2 separate regions of the Mus musculus genome follow, and region 1 is linked to region 2. The links are chromatin loops, found by intact Hi-C in ENCODE. Cell type or tissue: gastrocnemius. All regions are shown on one strand. Links, peaks and the distances in the headings refer to the core of each region. The heading gives the core; the rest is flanking DNA. Region 1 holds the start of Ranbp9 (RAN binding protein 9). Region 2 has its middle 5.7 kb from the start of Mcur1.

Region 1 (5,374 bases), core at 158-5,157, 84 kb before region 2:
AACACAGTGTAATAAAAAGGCCGACAGAAAGAGTAACTGCGACAACAGTATCCTAACATTGGAACCCCAAGCACACAAGCATGCATTTGGCTCTGGCCCAGATGATTCATTTTACATAAAAGAAGTAAACACGACTAAGCAAGGTGTATCACAAGGCTAAGTAAGCCATAATCACGAGTTTTAAGCGAAAATTCCTTACCGAGTACCCAGCTGGACTCCCACATCACTCAGAAGAGGCTGAGGCCCTCTCTTGTGACATACCTAGTATCACCAGTGACTGCTAGAACTCAGGAAAGCTAGGATTCTTTGTTCACTAATCTCCCCTACACACACAGTCTCTGCCTTTACAAGCTTTTTATTTACTATAAACTACAAATTTAAAATAATAAAGTTTTGTCAAATCTAACAAAAGCATTCTGGCTGCCAAAACAGAAGTAAACACTTCATAACATAGCACTCACTGTTCACACAAATTTAAAAACAAAATTAAGTAACAATCTACAAGGAAAGCAACAAAATGTCCTAACTGAAAGGAAGAAGAAAAAAAAAACTTCAGTATTTTGAAATTTTCAGCCACTTACACCAAGGAACATAACGTTCAAAATAATAAGTACTTCTTTGGATCTATGGCAAGAATAAAAAGGAATGTTCAACAAGGCCCATCTTTGTGTAGATTCTTTACAGCCAAAGCATTCAGCAGATTTCTGTTGCCATAAGCGTTTCTAATTAAATAGTAGCCGATTTGTCAAGAGTCTTCGCAAACCCTGTTCTGAATTCTTTCAGAATCTTACAGCAAGGTTGTTTATATCCTCACTAGGAGCCAAAGACCCTTCCTTTAGAGCCAATCAAAATGAGCCTGCTTAGAATGTAAAATCCTCTGCTTTAGATTTAGGGCCTAAAACACCGACTGTGTTCAAACTGATACCACTGCATTTTTTTCTTTGCCCCTTCCACACAGCTAAACTTGACGTATGCCATTAATCTGAGCTACATTTCAAAAACCCCTTACTGGCATTTATAATCTTCTATACAACCAGTTTGCTTAAAGCTTTGTTTTAACCTAGGAAAAAGTGGGGATGGGAGAAAGCAGCAGCCTAAGGTGGTTAACTTTGTTAACTGCAGGTGCAAAATATAAGCCAGTTTTGGTTTTTTTTTTTTTGTTTTTTGTTTTTGAAAATGCTAATCGGTATGTTTTAAAACCCTTGTTTTCAACAAAACTTCATGTAACACCAACCCGGAAACACGGGGCATTTCCAATCCGGAGGGGGGGGGGGTCTGCTCCCCGAAGAAAACAGGGAATCCTGAGGTTCCTCTCCCAGTTGCTTTCAGTAAGGTGCAATGATGGCCAACTTGGGCCCCTTGTCCTTTTGTCCCCCTAGACAATCTCTGGCCTAATTTGGGACAAATCCTCCACTGATCACGCCTCCCTCCCCCTCCTGTGGATCTCTGTTCTCCCTTAATTAGAAACTGTACCTCGGAATCGTGCCTCTCACCCCTGCTGCGTAAGAGGAGATGGCCTGACCCTCCACCTGGAGAACAATGTAACCCAACTCCGGCCCATAGATTTATCTCCAGGAAATCAGAAGGTGCGATGTGTCTGGTCATCCCGGATTCCCTCAAAGCGTCCAGCTCCGGGCCTAGGGATCCCAGCTCCTTCCCACCTGGGACCCCACTCTCACCTTCCCTCGCCCAGAGCCTCGCCCCGCACCGTCCGATCTCTCCGCCGGACCCCGCGCCCCGTACCTTTGTAGTGCACCCGCAGGTTGTTCTGCGAGAGGCCGATGTAGCTGAACTTGTCCTTCGGGCTCCAGGACCGGGGCAGCGGCGTCTCCTGCTCATCCACAGCCGGGTAGAGGCGCTTCAGCCGCCTCTGCAGCTCCTTCTCCTGCTCGTTGAGGGCCGAGTCGCCGTGCGGGAAAGGGGCAGCGGCGCTGCTGCCCGCCGCCAGGCCCGGGACCGGGACGCCTGCGGCCGGGCCGGGGCCCACCGCCAGGCCGGGCGGCGCGGTGGCGGGGGCGGCCGCCGAGGCGGGGGGCGGCGGCGCGGCGGTGGCCGGGGGAGGCGGCGGCGGCGGCGGCGGGTGGAGCAGCAGGGCGGCCGCTGCGGCCCCCAAGCCTCCACCGGGCGAGCCGGCCGGGGAGGAGCCGGCGCTGGCGGCCGCGGCCGCGGGCAGGGCGACTCCGGAGCCCGGGGCCCCGGCGGCGGGCGGCGGCGGCGGCGGCTGCTGTTGCGGCGGCGGTGGCGGCGGCTGCCCGGACATCCCGGCCGCGACTCAGCCTGCGGCACCTCCACTCGTCCCTGCTTCCTCCTGCGCTTCCCGGGGGCGCTGTCGCTGCGGCCGCCGGCACCAGGCGCCCAGAGTCCGCCCGCCCCGGAAGCAGGCGGCGGGCCGCGCGGCCCGGCGGAGCGCGGCGGTTGAGGAGACCGACCGCGGGCGGGCGCGAGGGAGCGTTGGCCAGGCGCTGGCGGGCACGCGACCGGGAGCGATGCGGTGGGACAGCGAGGGGAGCGGGCGGAAGGGCGCGCGGCCCTGGGCGACGCGGTGAAGCGGGGAAGAGAGACTGCGAGGAGGTGCGAGCGGCCGCGGCGGCCGCTGCTCTCGCGGCTGTTTCCCGGCGGGCGAGCGAGCGGGCGGGCGGCGCGAGACGCTGCGCGCGGGCGGCGCCAGGCGAGGAGGCGGGCCGCGGCGCGAGGGGCGGGCCTGGTGCGCGCGCGGACGGCCTTCTCCGCGGCCTGGGGCTCGCCGGCGCGGGCGAGGACGCGGGCGCGGGTTCGGCCGCGGGCCTCCGGTGGCTGCGGGATCCTAGCTGCGCCGACCGGCGGCCTCGTCGCGTCTCGACGGGCCGTCCCCCTCAGCCGCCGGGAGGCCGCAGCGCGCCCAGGCGAGAGCAATCGAGCCCTGCTGCGCCGCCGGGAGCTGAGCCCGGGGTTTCTAACGCCTTACCGCCTAGCTAGCGGGTCAATAAAGGGCCCTTGGAAACCATTTCTGAAGGCGAAGTCTCCCGCTTCATGAGTGACCCTCTCGTTAATTAATTAATTTATGAGGAGTCCGAGTGAACTTAATGGGGGAGAAACAGCCACGTTAGGAATACCAATCAAGACGGGCAGATCGTCAAAGGGCAGGAATGCGAACTGTGTGAGCGTTTAGGAAGGGCTTCTGGAGACAGACGTCAAAACATTTTATAAGCTCATTAATTCTCATCATAGGCCTCTTTGTTAGGTAGCAGAGAATTATGCCCATTTTTTTTTAAACATGGAAATATTTACTGAGGTCAGCAGAGTTTTAAAAAAGGAGACTTCCTACTTTGCAATTCTCAGTAGAGTGCTTGGTCAACCCGTGTGGCACAATTTGCCAAGTGTTGCTCTCTGACCCCCACATAGCATTACTAGTCTGTTTTCGGCACTTCCCTTTGTTTAACCTACCCTTTCCTTAGCCCGGCAAAAATCAGGCTTCACTCCCATAATCTACATGGTACAGATTCCGATGCTGTGTTAGCTTCCGGAGATGATATGCTGGCTCTGATTGGACCGTATAAGCATGGAATGGTTGGTTAATAGAGAACTAGTTATTTTGTTTTTGAAGCGAATGGGTCAATGGTGACTTAATCGAAGACTCCCATGGACATAGCGCCTAGCCAGTTGTAGCAGTCCTTCTGCCTAATTTCCATCTTAAATTACCCACACTAGACACTCCATTGTTCATTAGTAATAAAATGCCCCATAACTCTAACCTCGGCTCTACATTTTTTTTAACAAATCACAGCATGTTTACATGACGCCACTGAATTTAAAAAACACTAAAACTTTCGTTTATACTAAAATAAAAGGAGTTCAATGGAAGCCATGTTCTACATATTGGTAGCCAAGATGGACCCCACGGGCTCCAAGCCTCATCAAACAACCTTGACATTCATTAAGATTTTACACATGGACTGGTGAGACGGCTCAGCAGTTAAGAGCACCGATTGCTCTTCCAGAGGTCCTGAGTTCAATTCCCAGCAACCACATGGTGACTCACAACCATCTGTACTGGGGTCTGATGGCCCCTCTGGTGTGTCTGAAGACAACTACAGTGTACTTATATAAATAATAAATAAATAAATATTAAGAAAAAAAGATTTTAGTCATGAAATTTTTCTGTCAGGGCACTTAGAACTTTTTACATACCCTAGGCACTGTTAAGGGAATGGAACCTTCTGAAACCTTGTCAAAATCTTTTTCTTGGAGAAACTGGTTGTCCTCCAGTCGGTGTCAACAGATTAATGAACTGTAAGGGAACATTGTAAAACGGCACTTTCCCACATCAGCAGAAGCAGAGAACCTTTGGGGATATCAGTGTGGTAGATAAGATAACCGTACCTTTTGACTTCTCCGTTCAAAAAATTAAAAACCAGACTCCGGAGATGGCTCGGTTGGTAAAGTGTTTGCTGTACAACCTTGAAAACCGGAGTTCAAGTCCCGATTAAAAAGTGGGGTGCGGTGGCCCACACTTGTAATCCCAGTGGAGAGACAGAGACAAGAGCGTCCCTGGGGGGGCTGGATGACAAGCAAATCTAGCTTACTGGGTAAGTTCCAGAACAGTAAGAGATCCTGTTTCAAAACCTAAAGTGGATAGCTCCTGAAGAAAAACACCTGAAGCCGACTCTGGCCTCTCTATATTTGGGAGCACACACACATATGCACACGCATACCCTTACTTATTAATAAGCAGAGAGTGAAAAGTAAAAGCCGAGCAACAAAAGGGAAGTGCGGAAATATTCATGGTAAGGGAATGCATGGAAGTAACTGAAATGCCCAACATGAAGAGACTAGTTGAAGAAATTATCCATATACCTCATAATGGGATTACGGTTACAGAAGCACACGCTGCCTATCTGTGCAATTTTTCTTGTTTTTCCTCTAAAAGCCTCCCTTTCTGGCAGTGGAATTGCCAAAAGAGAGCCAAGCAATTAGATAAAGGCACCATTCCCCACCCCTCTCAAGCTAGTCGGTGGATCTCAGGCCCAATTTCAGACACACTCCCTAGAGGCCGCTTGCATGGGCACACACTGAAACAAAGATTTTATGGCCTTTTTAAAATGTGGTTTAACTGACACGGAAAAATGACTATGATGTACTAAATGAAAAGAGGCTCTCCAATAATTATAGCACTGTCCAAATCATTACCTAAAGACATGAAAGGATGTCATAAAAATGTTTCAATGATAGACAATTAAAATGTATAATTAAAAGTAAATTATTACAAAATATTATAATTGTACATAGACAATGTGTAAAAATCCATTAGCCATGAACTTGTTCGCTCTTCCTGGGCCTAGAATTTTCCATCTTTATCGTATATTACAATATTTCTGTTCGTCCACATCTGCTGATT
Region 2 (5,374 bases), core at 71-5,070:
GAAGTTGACAAACTTTAAAAAAAATCCATATACCAAATATTTTGGCTTTCTGGGCCACATGCAATCCATGTAAGATATTTTCTATTTCAGAAACAGGCCAGTGTTTTGGATTTTACCAGAGAGCTATAATTTGTCAACCTCCACTTTCAACACACCAATTAGAAGAGATGGTGGGCATGAACTTAAAACAAATCTCTCAAAAAGTTAATAAATAAACGAATATTAATTAAATTAAAAATAGACAAATATAAAATTTAAATGGACCACAAAAAATTAAAGAAGAATGAACCATGACTTAAGAAACACTTCAAGAAATGTGTGTGAATACAATGTAGCTGGGTTCAAATTAACCAAGGGCAAGGCATTCTCTCCTCTTCCTGGACAGACAGTGTTGCGTGCTGACAAAGTACCCACACAAGCCCCTGGATTCCGTGACTAACCTGTATCACAATGTTAAAGACAATGAATAGGATAATAAGAAACAGAACACATTTGGTCCTCTGCAGGGATGGGATGTGGGTGTGGGTAATAATGTTTTCCAAAATATATATTTTAATAGTATGTTAATAAAAATAGTCTTTGTGTTTATATCTATTCCATAAATTCATTTTTTCTCTTATTTCAGCAAATCACTATGTTATAGTGTGAAATTTTTTTTTACATAATTTATTTTCTTAAACTAGGGAAAACTACTTAAACTCCTTAAAATTATGGAATAAAAAATTGAACACAATTTGAATGACTTACATCAAAAATATTAAGTATAAAAATACTTAAATTTATAGTTTTAATAACTTACATAAATTTCCATTAAAACTATGAAACATTTTATTAAAGGACCAAATAACTGCAATTATCAAAATTATTCCAAGCTGGTATTTCTATTTAATATTTTAAAAATTTCATGCAACCTTTGGGCAGTGGTCATGCCTTTGATCCTAGCCCTCTGGAGGCAGAGGCAGGTGGACTTCTGAGTTCAAGGCCAGCCTGGTCTACAGCATGAGTTCTAGGACAGCCAGGGCTACACAGAGAAACCCTGCCTCAACGTGCCCCACCCCCAAAAAAAGCCCCAAAACCCAAAATCATGCAATCTTGGTAAATTTTTTACACTGAAATACTGTAGCTTCAGTGTGGAGTGTCTGTGGTGTGGTCTCTCTAGTCAATTAGATAAAAAATTGGGATCATGATCTATCTATGCCATGTCTTGCTAAACACTGAAATGTTGCCAAGATGTCATGTGTCACACCTGTAAACAATGCTCTAATTTTCTTTGTATCTGCAAGACCAACAAATTAGATATAAAGATAAGAGAGAAAATAGACACTTGGCCTTCCAGGAATCAATACTTTGTTAGGCAAGGATCTATTGCTTTGTCTAGTGGTCTATTGATTGGCCTTTCCTTGCTTGGTGTCTTCCTTCCTTCCTTTTATCACAGACATGCTAGGAAGCGGGTAATGCACCATGAACATTTGTTATATGTTTTTTTTTTAATCATCATCATCATCTTCTTCTTCATCATCATTATTATTATTTAGTGTGTATGGATGTTCTGCCTTCATATATGTCTGTGCACCAGCCATATGCCTGATGACCGTTCATCCTCTGGAACTGGAGTCACAGATAGTTGTGCGCCACTGAACCAAACTTGAGTCTTCTGCAATAGCTCTCAACCTTTGAGCCATCTCTCCAGCACAATTAATCTACCCTTGACACGCCCTTACAGACACACCCAAAGGTTTGTCAGCAGTTTTCAATCTGTAGGTCAGGACCCCTTTGGAGGGGTTGAACGATCCTTTCTCAGGGGTGGCATATCAGATAACTTGCATATTAGCAGCAGCAAAATTATAGTTAGGAAGGGGTAAGAGAAAATAATTTTCTGGTTGGTCACCATAACGTGAGGAACTCTATTAAAGGGTCACAGTATTAAGAAAGTTGAGAACCACAGTCCTAGGTGATTCTAAAGCCAGTGTAGTTGACAAAGGAAGTTAAAGCATACAGTATACATGTAATTTTTACCCTAAATATTTTCCAAGGGAGGCTGGTTAATTTCTTCTATGTGGAGCTTTCGGAGTTAGAAGACTGACAGCATTTTGGAAAAACTGAGCTATCCCACAAGCCTCTGGAAACTGCAGCTTTCATCCTGGAGACCTGTGTTCATTTTGCCGCTGGCCACTCAGTGTGGATTTATGAGATTTCTCCAAAACATCACTTACATAAGGTATAAAACACCACCAGATGCTTTTGAATTTTGCGAGGATAATTATAGCACAAACAAAAGAAGGTCTTAGTCATCCCTCACTCTCCCTGCAACCCTAAATCTGTCCACCAGGGGGAGCGTTCTCTCACTCTCCAGGACGCCAAGTCCCCTGTTGGTTGTGAGCTCCCTTCATGTTCCTTCCCGCAGCACCAGCTGGTAATTCCAAAATTTCTCAAGAATTCATTGTGTTTAAACATTCTCCGTGTTCCCGTGCTTAAACTATTTCGAACTTAAAAGACATATCGTTCCCTTTTGATGTTTCCAAAAGGGTGTGCTTGCTCACGTTTCCACAAGAGGAAAAAGATAAACTCGTTGAAGACAGGGAACACCATTTCATCCAGGTTTGCCCAGTTTTGTTTCTGGATAGGCTCACGGAGCCTCATTATGCTTCTCTGGTAACAGATTGGGGTATGGGAATGTCTAACTTCCAAAAGTTAAGATTAAATGGCCTGTCCCGTGTTATTTGAGAGCATGGGCACCCATAAAGACCCCACACCGAGTCTGCCAAGAGTGATACAAGTTTTATTTTAAAGAGATTGAGATCATGAGCCGTCCATCACTCCTGCAGTACACGCTCAGTGAATAGAGGCTCGCTTGATGATTTATACTGTATAAGAATTCAAAGAGCCTCAGGTAAGAAGAAACGTATAACTCTACAGGGTATTATACCCTTCAGAAATGTCTTTGTGCATATATGTGTTTGTGTGTGGGTGCGCATATATGTTGGTGATGTGTATGTGTGTGCCTGAATGTGAAGCGAGTCGTCCTTTGTGTGAGGCAAGGTCTCTCATTGACTTGAAACTTTGCCAAGTGGGCTAGGCTCTTTGGGCAATGTTCTCCAGGGACCAACCTGCGTCTGCCTCACATCTCAGTGTTGATAGGTCCAGGGAACCATGGGGTTGGCCTGGCCTAGCTGCGCTGAGAGGCATGCGTCATAGGTTTTTCAGGTTACAGTCCCTGGCTCCTTGGGGTACAACATGTCTTTCGGTTCCTGAGCAATGATGCCCTTTCTCAGACAGTGAAACATTCAGGCAGCTTTGTGTGTTTTGTATGTTCTCTTGGAAGTCAAGGAAGCACGGAAGCTTGACAGGACAGTTGGTCTTAGCCATTCGTGTCCTGTACCTTTGTACGGCTTGTAAACTGTTGTATCCCGGCAACCACAGCTACTGTTGATCCTGGCAATTGCCATTTTATTCTGTTACTGAAAAAAAAAAAGAAAGAAAGAAAGTCTGATGGCTCTCAATAAAATTGTCACAGCCTCAGTCTTGCTGGGGCTCCTCCAATCTGAGCCTGGTTTCACTCGGATGACCCTGGCCCGATAAGTAAGCGAGGGTGCTCACTGAAAGGGTTACACACCGCTGCAGGCAGCAATTTACACTGGCTTCACGTCTGCAAGGCAAGAGTTTCACTCACAGCCATCTCCCCAGCTCCTAGAATGTTCCTTGAGACATTTTAGTTGCACATAACAGTATAACTTGAGCTATGATAGCTTAAATAAGTAGGGATTTATTTACTCTTTCAAAGCACGATTAGAGATTGACGGTTCAGGCCTGAATCGGTGCTCCACAATGTCCTGAAAAGACTCCAACTTCTGTTCTTCGCATCTGTTTTGTTTAGCGTTCACTTTTCTTTTAACAAAATCATTTTAAAATGTGTATCTGTGTGCGCGCGTGCACATGAGAGCTCACACGGAGGGGGGGTGCGGGGGGGGGGGGAGGAGGGGCGGGGTGCGGAGAGGCAGGGCATGAAGAGGCCGGATGTATTGGATCACCTTAGAGCTAGAGCTACAGATGGCTGCGAGCCACCTGACATGGGTGCTGGGAACAGAACTTCGGTCGTCTGCAAGAGCAACAACGACGCATCTCTCATGCTTTCCGTTCTCAGGCTGCAGGATTCATGGGCACAGGACGGAGGCTGTATCCCCAAGTCTCACAACCACCTTCCAGATTGGGAGAAAACGGAAGGTCAAAAATGGCCAGAAACTTTTTTTTCCAGCTAAGGATTTAACTTTTCTTCCCGGGAAGGAGGGCTCCTGGAGGCCTGCTGCACAAATCTCACCAGCTGGAACTATGTCACGTGGTCACCGTTGGCTGCAGAGAAAGCTGAAAGCGAGGCAATTTGCTTTCTGCCTCCGAAGAAAAGACTTGGAGGGAAAGGAAATGAAATGGATACTGATGAACCTCACGCTCTGTGTCAAAGACTTGGCCTAATTCAGGGTGCAGGCGAGGCCAGCCTTTCAGGCGGTGGCCTCCTTTCTTATTCTGGGAACCCAGGCAAACCGCAGCTCTGAATCAGGGCACAGCTTGAGTGGGAAAGGGAAGTTTGTCTTTTATTTATTTTTTTTGTTTCTGAGACAAAGTCTAACAATGCAAGTCAGGCTGATCTCAAACTTGCAATCCTCCTGTCTCAGCTTCTCAAGTGTTAGGGTTTCAGGCATATACCAACTTCTTCGCTAACGCTGAGCCAGGGATAGTGACTCAAGCCTTTAATCCCCACACTCCAGAGGCAGAGGATTTGCCTTTCTATGAATTCAAGGGCAGCCTGACAGACACAGTGGGTTCCAGGACAGCCAGAACATTGGGAAACCCTACCACAACCAAACCAAACCCAACCCAAACAAACCAAAACCTACTTACTGAGTGACCGTTAAGCAACTGAAAACTCACAGCTGAATAATGTTTATGTAACCTCTGTGTTCAAAGATGGAGGAACACATGCTTGCCACACTGTATTATGTGATATCTGTTGAAGTTTGGTCTTAGTTTTCCAATTGCTGTGGCTGAATCCCTCACTAGAAGGGACTAGAATGGTTTGTATTGGCTCACAGTGTGAGGGGGATACACAAGACCACATCTGTAAAAGCAAAGCAAAACACAGAGTGAGGCAGGGTAAGGTCAGCTCTGAGGAGAGCTGGTACGTTTGGGGTTGGCACCTCTGCGTTGCGTCCGAGACTCTTGCAGCGCATTTGCACACCTTGTGTGTAGAAGGCATCCTGGGGGCACAAGTCAAAAGTGCAGCCTGAATGGTTAGCACAGCTCAATGACTAGAACGTTCGTTTAGCTTGTGTGAGGCCCGGATGTCTGCAGGCTTTGGAATGGTGTGGACAGGCTTCGTTCA

The links. Hi-C counts contacts between places; a loop is a spot of excess contacts. Peaks named below come from ENCODE experiments on the same cell type or tissue, not always from the same donor. Only the 100,000 strongest peaks of a DNase experiment are listed, where the experiment ranks them.
Region 1: a loop joins it to region 2, with 3 times the contacts of the local background. A loop is called at or near these places in 6 of 42 quality-filtered maps.

Annotation. Positions count from the first base shown.
Region 1 is chr13:43,478,669-43,484,042 of GRCm38, forward strand. It overlaps Ranbp9 (RAN binding protein 9), which reads right to left and starts at 2,305. Exons shown (of 14, transcript NM_019930.2): 1 at 1,744-2,305. The coding sequence starts at 2,260. In gastrocnemius, for the core only: a CTCF peak has its summit at 2,306; DNase peaks (open chromatin) are centred at 1,528, 1,759, 2,689 and 4,487; H3K4me3 peaks cover 3,489 bases; H3K27ac peaks cover 3,352 bases.
Region 2 is chr13:43,563,233-43,568,606 of GRCm38, forward strand. No RefSeq gene overlaps it. Among named protein-coding and RNA genes, the nearest start is that of Mcur1, 5.7 kb to the left of the region's middle. In gastrocnemius, for the core only: a CTCF peak has its summit at 2,321 (motif pointing right); a DNase peak (open chromatin) is centred at 2,326; H3K4me3 peaks cover 604 bases; H3K27ac peaks cover 1,050 bases.